4 separate regions of the Homo sapiens genome follow, and all the other regions are linked to region 2. The links are chromatin loops, found by intact Hi-C in ENCODE. Cell type or tissue: B cell. All regions are shown on one strand. Links, peaks and the distances in the headings refer to the core of each region. The heading gives the core; the rest is flanking DNA.

Region 1 (4,894 bases), core at 835-3,334, 120 kb before region 2:
TTCTTTATCCAGTCTATCATTGATGGGCATTTAGATTGATTCTATGTCTTTGCTATTGTGAATAGTGCTGCAATGAACATATGCATGCAAGTATCTTTATAATCAAATGATTTATGTTCCCTTGGGTATATACCCAGTAATGGGATTGCTGGATCAAATGGTATTTCTGCCTCTAGGTCTTGGAGGAATCACAACACTGTCTTCCACAATGATTGAACTAATATATACTCTCACCAGCAGGGTATAAGCTTTCCTTTTTCTCCACAACCTTGCCAGTATCTGTTGTTTTTTGACTTTTTGATAGTAGCCATTCTGACTGGTGTGAGATGGTATCTCATTGTAGCTTTGATTTGCATTGCTCTAATGATCAGTAGTGTTGAGCTTTTTTTCATGTGTTTGTTGGTCACATATATATCTTCTTTTGACAAGTGTCTGTCCATGTCCTTTACCCACTTTTTAATGAGGTTGTTTTTTATTTTTTTCCCTTGTAAATTTGTTTAAGTACCTTGTAGATGTTGGATGTTAGACCTTTGTCAGATGGTTAAATTGCAAATATTTTCTCCCATTCTGTAGGTTGTCTGGTCATTCTGATGATAGCTTCTTTTGCTGAGCAGAAGCTCATTAGTTTCATTAGATCTCACTTGTCAATTTTTGCTTTTGCTGCAATTGCTTTTGGTGTCTTTGTCATGAAATCTTTGCCTGCGCCTATGTCCTGAAGGGTATTGCTTAGATTTTCTTCTAGGGTTTTTATAGATTTGGGTTTTACATTTAAGTTCTTAATCCATCTTGAATTAATTTTTGTATATGGTGAAAGGAGGGGTCCAGTTTCAATTTTCTGCATATGGCTAGCCAGTTCTCCCAGCATCATTTATTAAATAGCGAATCCTTTCCCCATTGCTTGTTTTGGTCAGGTTTGTCAAAGATCAGATGGTTTTAGGTGTGTGGTCTTATTTCTGGGCTCTGTACTCTGTTCCATTGGTCTATGTATCTGTTCTTATACCAATACCTTGCTTTTTTGTCACTGTTGTCTTGTAGTATAATTTGAAGTCAGGTAGTGTGATATCTCCAGGTCTGTTCTTTTTGTTTAGGATTGTCCTGTCTATTTGGACTCTTTTTTGTTCCACACACATTAAAAAAATTTTTTTTTCTAATTCTGTGAAGAATGTCAATGGTAATTTAATGGGCATAGCATTGAATCTATAAATTGTTTTTTCATGATATCAGTTCTTCCTATCCATGAGGATGGAATGTTTTTCCATTTCTTTGTGTCATCTCTGCTATCCTTGAGTAGTGGTTTGTAGCTCTCCTTGAAGAGGTCCTTCACTTCCCTTGTTAGCTGTATTCCTAGGTATTTTATTCTTTTTGTGGCAATTGTGAGTAGGAATTCATTTATGATTTGGCTCTCTGCTTGTCTACTGTTGGTGTATAGAAATTCTCATGATTTTTGCACTTTGATTATGTACCGTGAGACTTTGCTGAAGTTGCTTATCAGCTTAAGAAGCTTTTGAGCTGAGATGATGGGGTTATCTAGATATAGGACCACGTTATCTGCTAACAAACATAGTGTGACTTACTCTCTTCCTGTTTGAATACCTTTATTTCTTTCTCTTGCCTGATTGCCCTGGCCAGAACTTCCAATCCTATGTTGAATAGGAGTGGTAAGAGAGGGTATCCTTGTCTTGGGCCGGTTTTCAAGGGGAATGCTTCCAGCTTTTGCTCATTCAGTATGATATTGGCTGTGGGTTTCTTATGCCCTAGGATGCAAGGTTCAACATATGCAAATCAATAAATGTGATTCATCCCATAAACAGAACTAAAGACAAAAGCCACATGATTATCTCAAATGCAGAAAAGGCCTTCAATAAAATTCAACATCTCTTCATGTTAAAACCTCTCAATAAACTAGACATTGAAGGAACCTATGTTAAAATAACATTTTGTGTCTTTCTTTTCCATTGAATCTATTCAAAGCATCTTGATTTTCACTTCCTCTTTGAGTGAAGTGCTCCTGACACCTCAGCTCTGAATTCAGTGAGGGACCTCTTATGTGACACAGCATCTACTCTCTCAAGTGAGCAGACCAACCTCTGCTTGATATGGAATTGTACTGGCCTAAGAAGACTGTCTCCTAGGGAATATTTTCACCTTGTACTTACATTTAGTTCAGTTAGAAAATATAACTGACCAGGTGTGTTTCCTCACACCTGGAGCCCCAGCACTTTGGGAGGCAGAGGTGGGTGGATTGTTTGAGTCTAGGAGTTCAGGACCAGTCTGGGGAGCACAGCCCCATCTGTATATGAAAGAATTAAAAAATTAAGCCACCTACAATAACTATGTAATCATGTCAGTAATTGTTTAAATGTTTTCCACCCTTGAGCCAAGAGAATGCCACATGAATTCAAGAGTAATCCATCCAGTTTGCTGCTTGGACCTGAAAGCAGGGTGAGATTTGGGGTGACTGAGACATGGGAAGCTTTTCTAGGCTTCATTCTAGCAATTTAAAACTAGATTCTCATTGGTGTTTTGTAGCATACAAGGAATCTTGGAGCCAAAAATATTATTCCAGTCACCAGTGCCTAAAAATGCTTTAGAGATTTCTATTTTTGCCCCTCCCTCCCCCCAAAAAAAACAAAACAAAAGACTATCTGCTTCAGCTATGACTACCTAGAAAATGTGACTGTGCCTACTGTGGGCCTCTGTTGAACCATCTTGCAGCCCCCAAAGTTCTGTTGCCAGGCAGCACTTGTGTCCTTCCAAGCACTTACTGCCCATACGTAAGCCCTTGCCTTGTCTGTCCCTGCTTACAAGGGCTTCGCAGCAATCTTGAAGGCCCTCACAAGTTTCTTGTGCCTTTTGCTTATTGACATTCATGGGTACAGTCCTGCCTCTATAGAAACAACCACTGACCTATGAACAAAGCCACCACAAGTCGTGTCACAAAACCATATGCCCTAAGACTGCAAGCATCTTGCCCAGGCTCAGTAGTTAAGTATAAAAGGTGGCTCAGAATAGGCCTCTACAATCTGGAAAATGCCCGTCTCTCTTACTAAACAAATCCCAAGGCTGAGAATGACAGGATCTCTTCCCACCAAAAGCCTCTCCTTGTAAATATATAGCTCTCATACATTTGTTCTTTTGTTTTTAGTTCTTTTACATCTAAACCCATGCCCCAATTGTTTGTGTCTCTGAAAATTTGCTCTGGAACTTTAGACTCCCTCACTCCCTCCCCACTTAAATCTCCACACAGGGGAAGGCGTATACTTGTTCATAAACCCTTCTGCCAGTAGAGTTGCATCCAGGGGGAAGAGCATGGAGTTAAGTTTAGCATGGGGCCAGGTGCGGTGGCTCATGCCTGTAATCCCTGCACTTTGGGAGGCCGAGTGGGTGGATCATGAGGTCAGGAGATCGAGACCATCCTGGCCAGCATGGTGAAACCCAGTATCTACTAAGAATACAAAAATTAGCTGGGCGTGGTGGCACGTGCCTATAGTCCCAGCTACTCGGGAGGCTGAGGCACCAGAATCGCTTGAATCCAGGATGCAGAGTTTGCAGTGAGCCGAGATTGTGCCACTGCACTCCAGCCTGGGCAACAAAGTGAGACTCTTTCTCAAAAAATTATAGTAATAATAATAATAAGTTTATCATGACTCAATTATTCTTCCCAAATTTACTGATCACATAAGGCACGTCACTTCTTCCAGGATGGAGTGAGTTAAGGAGCAGAAGGAGGAACAGGAGTAGGAGTTGCATGCACATGGAAGAAAATAGATGTCCCCCCAACACAACCATTCATTAATATATTCAGGCAAATGAAAAGTTATTCTGTTCAATTAGATTTGGCGTATTTAGCAAATAAAAATATGGGACTCCTAGTTACATTTGTATTTCAGATAAACAGTGACTACTTTTTAAATGCAATTATATCCTGATATGGCTCCATGTCTCCACCCAAATCTCATCTTGAACTGTACTCCCATAACTCCCATGTGTTGTGGGAGGGACCCAGTGAGAAATAATTGAATCCTGGGGACAGTTTTCTCCATACTGTTCTTCTGGTAGTGAGTAAATCTCACGAGATCTGATGGTTTGATAAGGGGAAACCCATTTCGCTTGGCTCTCATTCTCTCTTTGCCTGCTGCCATTCATGTAAGATGTGACTTGCTCCTCCTTGCCTTCTGCCATGATTGTGAGGCCTCCCCAGCCATGTGGAACTGTAAGTCCAATAAACCTCTTTATTTTGTAAATTGCCCAGTCTTGTTACGTCTTTATCAGCAGCATGAAAACGAACTCATACATATCCCAAGTATTGTATGGAACATAATTATAGTAAAAATTATTTGTTTTTTATTTGAAATACAAATTTAAATGAGACCCTTGCATTTTATCTGGCAATCCTCTACTGAGTGTTAGGCACTGTGCTAGGTGCTAGAATAATGTGAATATGACATAGTTCCTGTCTTCAGAGAGAGACGTAGAAAAATGTAACATTTTTGGCTACAGATGAGCAATTAAATTCAAAATACTCTTTTCTGAGCATATCTTTCCAACCACAGGAAACAATACTTCAGAGTCATCAACAACATCGTCACCTTTGAGCATGAAGTATATTTGAGGTTTATTCATATTTTGAATTAGTCTGAAATGACACACTGAATCTCGAAGCTATCCATATCCCACTGAACCTTCCTTTTGTTGATGAGCATGCTGTCCTCAGAGAAATAAAAAATAAGCCCTAACCGCTCCCTTCCCTAAAGATACTTAGATCATTGAGGAATACCATCAAAGGGACAGGATGTTTCAGTTCACTGTGATCGGTTCTGGAGTGAAGGAAATCCAAGTGTTATTGATGCACATGAGAGGAACACCCAGCCCAAATGTGGGAGGTCAGAGAATA
Region 2 (4,894 bases), core at 918-3,417:
ATCATGATCAGTGTTGCTGTTGTTCTACTACCTGCATGTTCTCTGTCAATTCTGTGGTACCTGTGTCTGAGGTCTGAATTTGGTTTACCTGGGGACCAAGAATACATATGGGAAAGTACCACGCCCCACTCTCCACTCTCTGTCCCTCTGTCATGCTTTTTGCTCTTTAGCGCATCACTACAGGGCACGGTATAAATTTATTTATTTGTTTATGGCTTGTCTCCCCTCCCTGGGTTATAAACTCAAGAGCCGGGACTTTAACGTCTTGTTCACTCTTGGGTCTTCAAGGGTTAGGTCAATGCCCAGCACAGGGCAGCCTCAGTAAATATTTGTTGTATAAATAAGTAAATTGAATGAAACCTCCTTTTCCGTGGATGAAAGGATAGGAGAACGGACCCCATGGAAATATCAAAAGCCCCTAACAATTTATTGATTATGTGTACTTTTCCATCCGTTTTTTTCTCTCCTGCCCTTCAGAGCACACAGGCACAGGCTTCTATGAGGAAGGAGGCTGATGCCATTTCATCGTGGTGTCCCAATGCGGAGCAATCTCAGAGTTACTGTTGGTTCAACTGGTGCCATAATCAGTGGTGCAATTTTCATTCTCTCTCAGGCAGTTTGCTGTTCCTAAGTTAGGTGCTGCCAAGCCATGATCCCACAGTATCTCTCCAGGTGTCTGGGGGCAATTTGCAGGAAGCCAGCTTACCAGAATACAACATTAGGATTTCCCCTAAATTGTTAGTTTCTAAAATGATTCACTGAAGGTAGAGGGAGCTGCTGTTTCCTCTTGCACTCAGGCCCTGGCCCACCCAATGTGAGCTTTTCTGGCCAAAACCTGGCCCAAGATGTCTTTATGAGACCTAGTCCTTTAGATTTTTCTCTCTTCCAGGGCTCGTTACCCAACCAAGCTGAGGAAAAGGCAATCCCAAACCCTGAACCTCTCCACTGAGATTCACACAGGTCCTTTCCCCTTAGAGACCCCAGGCAACAGAGATGGCCTTGTCGCCGCGGGAGCCACTGGAGGGCTGCTCAGTGCTCTTCTCCTGGCTGTGGCCCTGCTGTTTCACTGCTGGCGTCGGAGGAAGTCAGGTTTGTGCTCTTTTCTTTGCCACAGTTCCTGCCCTGTTCCTTCCCCTGAACTCAGCATGCAGACAGCCTTAGTGGCCACCAGGCCACCACTCCCAAGTCTCCACTCCCAAGTCTCCACTCCCAGCGTTCACACACACTCACGTCCGTCCCTTCCTTAAGGGGCAGTTTTGCAAACAGAAGCCATGAATGAGAGCTGCTCATATCTAGTCTGATTGGCTAAGTCTCAGTGAAGGGGAGGAAGAGTGAAATTTTTAATGTAAAGTTCCAAAAACTTTATCTGAACAGTTTACTTAGGCAGTTTCTTTGGTTCATATAGACTGGCCAGTTAGATACTTCAGCCTATCCTAAATCCACCATAAATGGAGATTCAGAATGAACTAAAGGCTCTGCAGAAATGATTGAGAATAAGAGCTGGCTAATTTTATCCTTCTGTCCCCTCAGGGGCTTTTCTGGGTCTGGCTTTTCAGGGGCTTTTCTGAGCAGGCTTGAGCCTGCCATCTGGTGCTCCAGTGGCCCCTCTCTCCTCAGGTCAGCCTCCCCTGCCTCTTGGAGATGGTCTGTCCCAGGCACTGTTTGCTGCGTGCTTCCAAAGACTTCTTGCCTCAGCCCACCTCAGGCTGGCTTTAGATGCCAAGAAACCTGGTGTAGAAGACAGGAGCAGAACCTTTTTCAGCTCTAGAATAATTACCCACATCCTTCAACTCTGTCTCTTAATTCAATTCAACTTTCCAGATTCCTGACAGCACCTTCTGTGTGTCCTGCATTGAACTGGAGGTAGGGAGCTTTGGACCTCTGACCAATTCTCCTTAGTGGGGCTGAGTCAGAGCCCAGTGCTCCTCTGGGCATGGCCACAGATGTTCCTCGAAGTTCACCCACAGCTCACTACTCTCCAAGTGACACTTTTGTTATATGTAATGTTTCCTGAGGGATTTCAACACAGACTTGAGTCTTAATAAATTCTCAGACAATTACATACTTAACTCAGGAGTGTGCAGTCCTGGCCTCAAAAAGTTATATGCTTTGTACAATCTTTTTTTCACCTCATTTTCATGAAAACCCAGGACTGGGCAGGTGTTTGAATTGACTGTCTTGATTACCTCTCTTAGATAGCTCCTGTTACATGAAGTCATTGAGAAAGAGCTCCCTCTGCTGACAAAAATGCGTCTTTGCTTTATTTTGCAGGAGTTGGTTTCTTGGGAGACGAAACCAGGTGAGACCTCAGTTTCTGCCATTCCTTTTTAGTTTCCCGAGTACACAATATGCAAAACTGTGGGGTTATGAAATTAGGTCAAGTTATACCTCTTTGGCCCTGTGGCTAGATACTTCCATTTTCACACTCCATGAATTTGTCAAAAATGAAGCTTCCTAGAACTTTGCTTGTCAGCTAATAGTTTGCAATACATGCAAAATAATAGATTTCTTATTTGATCTTAACCTACTCATCTAAATGGATAATACCAAAGGTTATAAAGTACAGAATATTTCTTGTACTATAATTAAGTTAGACAATGTGTTACTATAATTATGCATACAATGACTAGAGTCTAGATTTTCTACAAATGTTCTAGGTTTTCCAGAGAACTCTATGTTTCTAATAATCTTCTTTTTGCACCATACACGCATATATACTCATTAAACGTTATGTGCTTAACTTCCATTTGGAAAATACTGTCATCTTCCTCCTTCTATGTCAGTGTCTCAGTCTTAGGTAAGGAATAAGAGTGTGGATTATGTCTAATTCCTTCTTGGATTGTACAGACATTACAATGTAAAGACATTTTATGTATGTATGTATGTATGTATGTATGTATGTATGTATGTATGTATGTATTGTCACCCAGGCTGGAGTGCAGTGGCACGATCTTAGCTCATGGCAACCTCCGCCTCCCAGGTTCAAGTGAGTCTTGTGCCTCAGCTTCCAAAGTAGCTGGGATTACAGGCATGAGCCACCACATCTAGCTAATTTTTGTATTTTTAGTAGAGACCAGGTTTCACAATGTTGGCTGGGCTGGTCTCAAACTCCTGGCTTCAAGTGATCTGCCCGCCTCGGCCTCCCAAAGTGCTGGGATTACAGGTGTGAGCCACTGCACCAGGCCAACAGTAAAGTAAAGACATTTAATCACTACTTCCTGATGATGAAGAAGCCATTATGTATATATTTGAGACAGGATCTGGCTCTGTCACCCAGGCTGGAGTGCAATGGCATCATCTCAGTTTCCTGCAGTCTTGACCTGCCAGGCTTAAGCAATCCTCCCACCTCAGCCTCCCAAGTATCTAGGACTACAGGTGCATGTCACCATGCCTGGCCAACTTTATTTTATTCTGTGTAGAGACAAGGTCTCACTATGTTGCCCAGGCTGGAAAGCCAGTATTTTTTAACCAAACAAGAGTAATCATTCTGACTATGAGACGATGATTGTTACGATGATGTCAGAGACTCCCTAACCTTGTTTCCAGGCAGCCTGTCCATACCACAGCTCCAGGGTTTTTTTAAAAAGAACAGTCTCACTCTATATAGACCTATTGAAACTCTGATTAAACCATTCAGGCTTTCCAGTTCCCTACTGGCTGCTGACTTTCTCCAAATCCTCTTTCTCCTCTGCCGCTCTCCCTGGGTATCTCACTCTCCCGCATGTTACAGTGTTCCAGGGATTATTATGTGTTTCTGTGTCTCACAGGCTCCCTCCCGCTCCAGGCCCAGGAGAGTCCTCCCATTCCATCTGCCCTGCCCAGGTGGAGCTTCAGTCGTTGTATGTTGATGGTGAGGATTCCCTTCTAGGAAGCTGTTCCTGGCCTCAGCCATGGAAAGATAATGCGCTTTCAGCCCTGGGAAATGCCCCTGGACTCCCTAAAGTGTCCCAAATCCAGATATTCCCAGATAATTGTTCCATTATGTGTCCAAGAAGAGTGGAGATGATGCTTAGGAAGAGGCATCTGTAGCACTTTAATACTAACAGGAACAGCCTTGAAAATGTCTTTTCTTTCCAGTACACCCCAAAAAGGGAGATTTGGTATACTCTGAGATCCAGACTACTCAGCTGGGAGAAGAAGAGGAAGGTACGTCTTTGGGAAGAGATTCTGGCTGCAAACTATATTCATTCATTCAACAAATATTTACTGAGCACCTCCTATGTGCTAGGTATTCTTGTAAGTATGGGAAGTCAATCAGTAAACAAGGCAGACAAAAATCCCTGCAGTGGAGAGCTTAGATTCTAAGGAGGGAAGATAGGCACTGAAATACACACAGTATACTTTTGCTGATGATCAGGATGAAAATTAAGCATCCTTCTGATAGATATTGTGATCATTATAGTGTATGTACTAAGGTCTCCCTTAGGTCTGAATGAATAAATGTTTGTAAAATGTCTACTATGTGGTAAGCATTGTGCTGAGAATATATATACATATATATATGTATACATACACATATATGTATATGCATGGCATTTTAATTAAGTGCTAGAAAATGTGATTTTTACAGTATTATATTCCTCTAATTACTGTCAGATTTTAAATTTTATATTGGAGCAAGGTAAGTTATTTGGAATGAGTTGGATCCTTTTGAGGCTTGCTTTTATTTAAGCTTTGTTAGGGTAAGTCTCGAGCAACCTTTAGAGTAGGGTTAATCTAGCCTGATAGTAAAGCAATGCATTTCTGGGGACTCTACATCAGATGGTCCATTAATTACAAAATCTGCATCAGCTTCTGGTATTATTCTGCCTGTTCTTTTCTGGTAGTTCTTACCCCGGCCTAAGATACTTTCATCTTACAAATATGCCTATCAGTATTCAGCCTAAGACCTGAG
Region 3 (4,894 bases), core at 1,099-3,598, 110 kb before region 2:
TAAAATCTTTGATTTAGAATATTTGACTAAAATTATTATAATTGAATATGCTTCATTTACTTTGAAAATCTTAGTTTACTTATGGTGGTACAATTATTTGAGGTTTGGTTCTGAGTTTGGCCTTATTCCTATTAGTTTTAGTGTCTGTTACTGCTTAAAGCTTTATCTTACCAATATATCTACATCCAAGTGGAAGCAGATCATCACTGCTGCTCTTTCAATTCCATGATACTCATTTTTCAATCCCATAGTCTAACTATGCAAGGGTTTTCATTGAAATTTGGTTAATAAGTTTATGTTTTTGTTGATGTTCATTAGTTGTTCTTGTAAAGTAAGTAGGAAGTGCTGCATGTTGAATTTCCTTTTTTTTTTTTTTTTTTTTTGAGATGGAGTCTTACTCTGTTGCCCTGGCTGGAGTGCAGTTGCACTATCTCAGCTCACTGCAACCTCCACCTCCCAGGTTCAAGCGATTCTTCTGCCTCAGCCTCTCCAGTAGCTAGGATTACAGAGGCAGGCTACCACGCCCTGCAAATTTTGTATTTTTAGTAGAGACGGGTTTTCGTCATGTTGCCCAGGCTGGTCTCGAACTTCTGAGCTCAGGGAATCTACCCGCGACAGCCTCCCAAAGTGCTAGAATTACAGGCATGAGCCACCACGCCCAGCCACTGCATGTTGAATTTCTATCGAACATGTTTAAACTTTGGTTGCCATGTTCTGTTTCCATGGATTTTTAAAGGTGCAGATATAAATTTTTAAAGTTGACATACTTACATTTTCTGGTAATAAGACGACATAGAAATGTAAATATTTTTAAACAACTATTTTCCAAAATATTATCTCCATAGCATAAGTTTAGAAAAGCATTAGCAATATGAAATACTGTTAAAAGTCACTTTTTAAAGTGTTTGCTAAGTATTAACATTGTCAGTAGCCACTGATCACCAAAAAGTCAACAAAAATTAAATACTAATCTTTCTTCATGGAAAAACACGTAACGTATCTTTACATTTAATTCCTCTTTTTAGAACTTTGCCACAAAATAAGTGAACTTTCATGTGATACAAAAAGGTTTGAGGTCACTCCCCAATCTCATTACAAAGCATTGTAAATCTTTTATGATTTGGCCAGGCACAGTGGCTCATGCCTGTAATCCCAGCACTTTGGGAGGCCAAGGAAGGATTGCTTGAGCCCAAGAGTTTAGACCAGCCTGGGCAACATGGGGAAACCCTGTCTTTACTAAAAATACAAAAGAATAGCAAGGCGTGGTGGCATGATCCGGTAATCCCAGCTACTCTGGAGGCTGAAGAAGCAGGATCACTTGAGCCCAGGAGGTCAAGGCTTCAGTGAGTCATGATTGCACCACTGTACTCCAGGCTGGGCAACAGAGTGAGACCCTGTCTCAAAAAAACAAAAAAAGAATACAGAAATTAAATTAAAAAATAAAAAATATATTTTATGATTTAAATTAAAATAATCTGTAAAAACACTTAAGTAGCCAATTAAAAGGGCATTATGTTCCATATGCTGAGAGTTAACTAACAAGCCAAGGCACTGCTGTCCCACCCTCCGTGCCTGGGTGGCCCTGCCTTCATAAAAAACGCTGTCCTATCCCAATACACAGTGTGACATCTACCTGAGCAAGAGCACCACCATGAATATTAGTAAAGCTGAATATCTTTTTAAATTTCAAGCTCAAAAAGAAATACTCTTAAATGTTCTCATATTTTCTTCTTACACTTCAATCTGGTGTCTTATAGCCCATCTTGGAGACCACTTAAGTTGACAATAACCATGGTCTTTTTCAGTCTTCAAGTTCTTTGATTTTAGGGGAATATGCATTCAGAACCAGAGGTCCCATGAGCCCTAGAGGAGGGGATGCAAGAGGTTGGAAATCTCTCTTTCCAGAATACGAACACCCAGAGACATGAGTGAAAGGCACAGTGAGATCACAAAGCACCATACAAAAGACTCACCCCTGAGGCCCTCTGCATCCCGCCCAGGTCACTTCATATTTAGAGGCTATACAGAAGGGACAAATTCAAACCATCTGTTTCAATTTAGCAGGAACTCTACACTTCCAATATCAGGACTTGGCACCTCTATCCTGATGAGGCAGCTGGTGCTATCTTTCTTGCAGCCAGCAGATGGCTCATTTTCAAGTTTAATCATTGCCATTCAGTGAATAGTTTCCACATTCACACTCATTCCCTTTAGCCCATCTGCGATGGAAAGCAGAGCTTAAGATCCTTATCAAGTTACCCTTGCCAATAAAGCACACGGCTTATATCTAAAGCACTACACACAGATTGGTTCATCCAGTTTTCCTCACAACTTTGCAGAACCAGCAATCTTACAGTTAACATTCGATATTAAGGGCTTTCTATTCTTCCCACTATGCCATTTCTTTAATTGTTCATTAAAATAGAAATCATTGTTGCTAGAGCTATATCTGGATTTTTTTTGACAGTTTGGTTCACTTCAGTTTTCCATTCAATCATCAATTATTGAGCATAAATTTTATATGCCAGGCAAAGTTCCAACAGCTATAAATACAGCAACGAACAAACAGATAATTCTCCATCCTATTGGGGAATCATATAAAACAATGATGATAGATAGATACATACATACATACATACATACATACATACATACATAGACAGATGTCAGGTAGTGCTAAATGCTATGTAGAAAAATAAAGCAAGGTGATTAGGTAGAGAGTAATGGGTCCTGCCTTTAGATAGGTATGGAAGTCTCAGTCTTAGAGCTAAGATTCAGGTGTAGGAATTTTAGAAACCTTGATTTTAGCTATATTTTTATCAATAATAATAACCAATTTTTATAGTACTTTACATGCAATATGATTTTTATTACAATAGCTTGAGATATAATGTATCATTAACTCAGTTTTACAGAGGAATAAACTAAGACTTAGAGAAATTAAAAAGTTCTTAAAAAATCAAGCTTATAGAGCTAATAAAGGATAGAGACAGGATTGAAGCCCAGGTTCTCCAGAATCCAGGTGCATGTTCCCGCAACTCAACTATGCTGCATATTCCTTTATTAAGTTCTCTTGTATACCTACTTAAGTAAAACTGCCAGTGAACTATTTTTCCTCCCTCAGTTCCGGTGTCTCGCCCCGTCCTCACCCTCAGGGCTCCCGGGGCCCAGGCTGTGGTGGGGGACCTGCTGGAGCTTCACTGTGAGTCCCTGAGAGGCTCCTTCCCGATCCTGTACTGGTTTTATCACGAGGATGACACCTTGGGGAACATCTCGGCCCACTCTGGAGGAGGGGCATCCTTCAACCTCTCTCTGACTACAGAACATTCTGGAAACTACTCATGTGAGGCTGACAATGGCCTGGGGGCCCAGCACAGTAAAGTGGTGACACTCAATGTTACAGGTGTGTTAATAGTACCTGGGCTAGAGGTCACAGTTATGGTAAATAAAATAGTTATCTGACAGATTGTACAAATTCTACTAGCACCAAGGAGGTTTTGAACATGCACACGAAGGCTTGGGACTTCTGGAGATTGGTACTGATTTTATATGGGAGAGGGAAAGGAAATACATTTTAATCTTAGATGCTGGAGAATACCTTTCATATGCCATAGTTTTGAAAATTACAAATGATGCTACAGGAGGAATCAGAAACTGGAACACACTCACCCTACTTGCATGATTTTGTCTGTATCCAAAACCTGTGCCACTGAAACTCAAGTACAGCTCCCTCCACTCAGGAACTTCCAGGAACAGAACAGGCCTTACCGCTGCGGGAATCACGGGGCTGGTGCTCAGCATCCTCGTCCTTGCTGCTGCTGCTGCTCTGCTGCATTACGCCAGGGCCCGAAGGAAACCAGGTGGGTGTCTAGGTCCTACCTTGTGATGTGATTTTGCCGTTGCTATAATAATTTGAAGTTGTCTGGTGCACCCTATAAAGGTCAAGTATTCCCTTCCAAGTACTAGGCCCTCAGTTCCACTACTCACTGTCACTCTGTAGGCAATTGTAGCAAAAACAATAGAATAAACTTCTCAATAAAATTTTTACCTCATGTGTTTAATTTGAGATTTATATTAGGTAGCAGAGTTTTGCTTCCAATTAAAAATTAGAAAATTAATTAACTCATGTTCTATCTCCCTAAGAAAGTCCTTCATTTGTAACAAAAAATAAATAAATCATCATAGAGGTGACCATAAACTCCGAGATATATTTGAATGCCAGCTAAATGTAGTGAAATTGGATAAAATAAATAAAGAATGCCAAAAATGAGATTAAAAATTCAATTTCCGATTGTTGCTAGTGTATAGAAACACAACTAATTTTAATATTAATTTTATATCCTGAAATCTTGCTAGACTGACTTATTAGTTCAGTATCTCTTTTGCAGATTTCATCAGATGTTCTATATAGATGATCATGTTGTCTGCAAAGAAAGATAGTTTAACTCTTTCCTTTCCAATATTAATTTCTTTTACTTCTTGTTCTTGCTTAATTGCACTGGTTAGAACCTCCTGTACAATGCTGAGTGCAAGTGGTGAGAGAAAATATTCTTATCACATTCCAGATCTTAGGGGGAAAGTATTCAATCTCTCCCCATTACAGATTACTTTAGCCATGGGTTTTTTTCAATGCTGTTTATCTGGTGGAGGAAGTCCCTCCTATTCCTAATTTGCTGAGAGATTTTACACAAATAAATTTTTGTAAAATGATTTTTCTACATTTATTGAGATAGTAATGAGATTTTTTTTAGTCTATTGATAAGGTGAATTTTGAATGTCGAAGTAGCCTTATATTTCTGGGGTCAACCCAACTTGGTCATGACTGTTGATTTGATTTGCTAAAATTTTGCAAAGGATGTTTACGTCCATGTTTATGAGGAAAATTTGTTGTTAG
Region 4 (4,412 bases), core at 52-2,551, 280 kb before region 2:
CCGGGTGTGGTGGTGGGCCCCTGTACTCCCAGCTACTCGGGAGGCTGAGGCAGGAGAATGGCGTGAACCCGGGAGGCGGAGCTTGCAGTGAGCAGAGATCATGCCACTGCACTCCAGACTGGGAGAGAGAGCAAGACTCCGTCTCAAAAACAAACAAACAAACAAACAAACAAAAAACAAAAAATTAGCCGGGCGTGGTTGTGGGCGCCTGTAGTCCCAGCTACTTGGGAGGCTGAGGCAGGAGAATGGCGTGAACCCGGAAGGCGGAGCTTGTAGTGAGCCGAGATCGCGCCACTGCACTCCAGCCTGGGCGACAGAGCGAGACTCTGTCTAAATAAATACATAAATACAAAATTAGCCAGGTGTTGTGGCAGGCACCTGTAATCCCAGCTACTTGGTAGCCTGAGAGGCAGGGAGAATTGCTTGAACCTGGGAGGCGGAGGTTTCCTACAAATCTCCTTTGCAGGAAATTTGGTTAAAATCCTTTGATACTTAATTAACGGACCATAAAATGAATGTGTCTTGAATATATTCTGTATCCACTTGAAATATACATTCTACATTTGCTGAATGTAGTGTTATATAAATATTAAGTAAAGTTAATTGATAGTACTGTTCATTTTCTACATCCTTAGTGATTTTTTGTCTTCCTTTTTTACATGGACTAATTAGTTCTGTGAAGGTAAAATGAAGAAGAATGAAACAACAGAGAGAACAACATGTATTTAGATCATAAAGAGGAATAAAGTGTGTAAATAGACTTCTGTCTCATCACTCCGCTGGAAATGCCAGTTAGCTGAATCCCAGCAGTGGGCACAGGTTAACTTCTTAGCCAAGAAACTCTTAAAACTCTATACAAAATCAGCATCTGAAGGGATGTCCCACCAGCTCTTCAGTTTCAGTGTACCTAAGCAAAGCTTGGCATAAATTTCTACCCTTTATCTGGTCTATCTACTCTATTAAAGTCCCTGTCTGATTACAGTGGGAACTTTCTCCAGTGCCGTATCTCATCACATTCTCCATATAATTGCTACATCTTAGCATAGTCGAAGGCACCTAACAGGTGCTGAATTAATGCTGAATGAATTCATGAAACACTGCCCCCTTACCTGAGTCATTGGCCATGACCCATTCAGACTACTCCCCAGAAGAAACATTCCTGAAATCCTATCTATAGCAAGACCCCGGATAGTTTGACAGTCCTGTGGAAGCAGGCTGATCCCAAGAAGACTGTAATACTGGAAAACAATCATGTCCAGGTGGTAGAGCTAGGACTCCAGGCCTTGCAAAAGATTGGGACTCAAGCAGGAGGAAGTGCACACGGAAGACTTAGGTAGTGACTAGGCATGACTCACGTTCTTCTTTGTCCTCATTCACAATAGGGGTAGCCTCAGAACACCATATTCTGCTGTGCAGTTTGTGCCATGTACACCTCCTAGGGAAGTTGGGGTAGGTACCATTCACATTGTGCTCAATGGGACTGACTGACTCTGCTGGAATTGTGCAGCGTACAACCAGGATGACCCTATATGGATCACCTAGGAACAGGGGCAAAGTAATAACCAGCAGAAGCCCTCACCTGGGTGGGTCAGCAGCTGAGCTTTATCTTTCAAAGAAAAAAATAAGTTTTATCTGTAACAGCAGAGGGCATTCTACTATAATGGATCCTTGAACTTATTATGAGAGGCAGAGCCAACTTTTCAGAAATGAATTTACACCATCCTATCAGCTATGGAGGATTTTTTTTTTTTTTTACTTTCAACAAATTTTTCATTGTAGTAAAACAAAATTTACCATCTTAACCATTTAAGTATACAGTTCAGTGGCATTAAGCACATTCACCTTTTTGTGCAACCATGATCACCATCCATCATCCATCTCCTGTTTTTGTTTTTGTTTTTGATGGAGTCTCACTCTGTCACCTGAGCTAGAGTGCAGTGGCGTGGCCTTGGCTCACTGCAACCTCTGCCTCCCGGGTTCAAGTGATTCTCCTGCTTCAGCCTCCGAAGTGGCTGGGACTACAGGCGCCTGCCACCATGCCTGGCTAATTTTTTTTTTTTTTTGTATTTTTAGTAGAGACGAGGTTTCACCATGTTGGCCAGGCTGGTCTCTCGAACTCCTGGCCTCAAGTGGTCCGCCCGCCTTAGTCTCCCAAAGTGCTGAGATTACAGGCATGAGCCACCATGCCCAGCCATCATCTTCTGAACTTTTTCATCTTCCCAAACTGAAACTCTGTGCCCATTAAACAATAACTCCTCATTGCCCCCTCCTCCAGCCCCAGCAAACACCATTCTACTCCTAGACTACTTTCAGACTCAGTTTCTTCTTTCACTTAATAAGAGAGGGTCCACTGCTGACTAATGGGATTGTTTCTATATGTGGAGTCCTTCTTGCAAACATGTGATTGAGTTTATTGTAGAGAACGGTAATAGGAAATGGGATTGTAGAAAGAAAAGAGATGGAGACAAATTTGGATGAGGGTTTCATACTGGGTGTCCCATCCACAGGCCTCAGCAGCCCTGCCACGGATCTACCCAGTTCTTTTGCATCAAGAAGTTGATCTTGCGAGCCATTTCCATGTTATAGATCTGCCAGCACCTTTTATAGCTTTTCCTCTGTCGCTGGCGGCATGGCTTTTCATTATACCATGGACATTTAATGTCCTCAAGGAGCCCATCCACAGTGAGGATTCTGTTTAGGGTCCTGTATGCACCTTCCACGTTTCCTTCCTGTACCATCTCAGTCCTGGCGGTGAATTTCAGATGTTTTGCCATGACCTTGGATTTAAGTCTCCACTCTGCAGAGCCTGGCACGCTCAGTACCTAGTCAACCCCGGCTATGGAGGATTTAAAGTTGCTTTAGAAATATGTGTGTTTGCCAGTTGGCGGGACTGTAAACCAGTTCAACCATTGTGAAAGACAGTGTGGCGATTCTCAAGAATCTACAACTAGAAATACCATCTGACCCAGCCATCCCATTACTGGGTATATACCCAAAGGATTATAAATCATGCTGCTATAAAGACACATGCACACGTGTGTTTATTGCAGCACTATTCACAATAGCAAAGACTTGAAACCAACCCAAATGTCCATCAGTGTTAGACTGGATTAAGAAAATGTGGCACATACACACCATGGAATACTATGCAGCCATAAAAAGATGAGTTCATGTCCTTTGTAGGGACATGGATGAAGCTAGAAAACATCATTCTGAGCAAACTATCGCAAGGACAGAAAACCAAACACCGCATGTTCTCACTCACAGGTGGGAAGTGAACAATGAGAACCCTTGGACACAGGGTGGGGAACATCACACACCGGGGCCTGTCATGGGGTGGGGGAGGGGGGAGGGATAGCATTAGGAGATATACCTAATGTAAATGATGAGTTAATGAGTGCAGCATACCAACGTGACACATGTATACATATGTAATAAACCTGCACGTTGTGCACATGTACCCTAGAACTTAAAGTTTAATAAAAAAAGAAATACGTGTTTGCTTTCTCCAATTGTAAAATATTTTAAACAATTTTTGTTTTATTTATTTGCTTATAGGTTATATATTTACATGGCTCCAAACTTAAAATGTATAAAAGATCATGCACTCCTATCCTGTAGTTTTTATCTTTTGGAAGCAACCTATCTTATCAATTGCTTAAGTAATACTTCAGAGAAATTTTATACATAAACAGATAGCTAAGTACATATATGTTTGCTTCTCATTTTTGTACAAATGGCTGCACACTATACACATTTTACTGTATCTTGCTATCTTCAGTAAACAAGAAGTCTTAAAGATTATTCTCACCAGTATATAAAAAATTTATTCACTTTTATAGCTGAATAATATCCCATCACAAGGATGTAACATAAGTTATTTAAACTTTCCTCTTGATGGACATAAAGATTGTTTCCAATTGTTACCTATTTCAAATAATAATGCAGCTAATTAATTTAATTACATGCTGACTGGAATGTGAACCCCATTGAGAAAGAAGAGTTTTTGTCTGTGTTAATCACTAATGGATCCCCAGTGTCCACAGCAGTACCTTGTACATAGTAGCTGATCAATAATTATTTGTGGAATCAATCCACTATTTCATATATACATCCACATCTATCTATGCCTATATCTATATTTTGACCAACCGTATCTACCCATTTATCTATCTACCCTCCAATATAGAACATACATCACACCAAGAAATTCTCTTATCCCTCCTTCTGTTCAGTACACATTTCTCACCCTGGAGCAACTTTTTTCTGATTTTTACTACTATCAGTTAGTTTTGCTTGATGTTAGACATCATATAAATGGAATCATACAGTGTATTCTTTTTTGTTCTGCTTTGTTTCATTTGATATAATGTTTGTGAAAATCATTCATGTTGTTGTATGTAACAGTAGTT

The links. Peaks named below come from ENCODE experiments on the same cell type or tissue, not always from the same donor. Only the 100,000 strongest peaks of a DNase experiment are listed, where the experiment ranks them.
Region 1: it touches region 2 in a loop (3-fold over the local background); 25 of 110 quality-filtered maps call a loop at or near these places.
Region 3: a loop joins it to region 2, with 14 times the contacts of the local background. A loop is called at or near these places in 26 of 110 quality-filtered maps.
Region 4: it touches region 2 in a loop (12-fold over the local background); 6 of 110 quality-filtered maps call a loop at or near these places.

What each region holds. Positions count from the first base shown.
Region 1 is chr1:157,702,204-157,707,097 of GRCh38, reverse strand. No RefSeq gene overlaps it. Among named protein-coding and RNA genes, the nearest start is that of FCRL3, 3.9 kb to the right of the region's middle. In B cell, for the core only: no CTCF peak of the experiment used is centred there; a DNase peak (open chromatin) is centred at 2,017; H3K27ac peaks cover 2,010 bases.
Region 2 is chr1:157,577,726-157,582,619 of GRCh38, reverse strand. FCRL4 (Fc receptor like 4) reads left to right here. Exons shown (of 12, transcript NM_031282.3): 7 at 976-1,089; 8 at 2,272-2,299; 9 at 3,768-3,850; 10 at 4,078-4,146. Among named protein-coding and RNA genes, the nearest start is that of FCRL4, 18 kb to the left of the region's middle. In B cell, for the core only: CTCF peaks have their summits at 2,034 and 2,233 (motif pointing left); DNase peaks (open chromatin) are centred at 1,102 and 2,229.
Region 3 is chr1:157,688,764-157,693,657 of GRCh38, reverse strand. FCRL3 (Fc receptor like 3) reads left to right here. Exons shown (of 15, transcript NM_052939.4): 9 at 3,125-3,403; 10 at 3,741-3,860. Among named protein-coding and RNA genes, the nearest start is that of FCRL3-AS1, 4.2 kb to the left of the region's middle. In B cell, for the core only: CTCF peaks have their summits at 1,975 and 2,176 (motif pointing right); a DNase peak (open chromatin) is centred at 2,147; H3K27ac peaks cover 1,727 bases.
Region 4 is chr1:157,859,559-157,863,970 of GRCh38, reverse strand. It overlaps the pseudogene MRPS21P2. Among named protein-coding and RNA genes, the nearest start is that of CD5L, 20 kb to the right of the region's middle. In B cell, for the core only: no CTCF peak of the experiment used is centred there; a DNase peak (open chromatin) is centred at 1,612.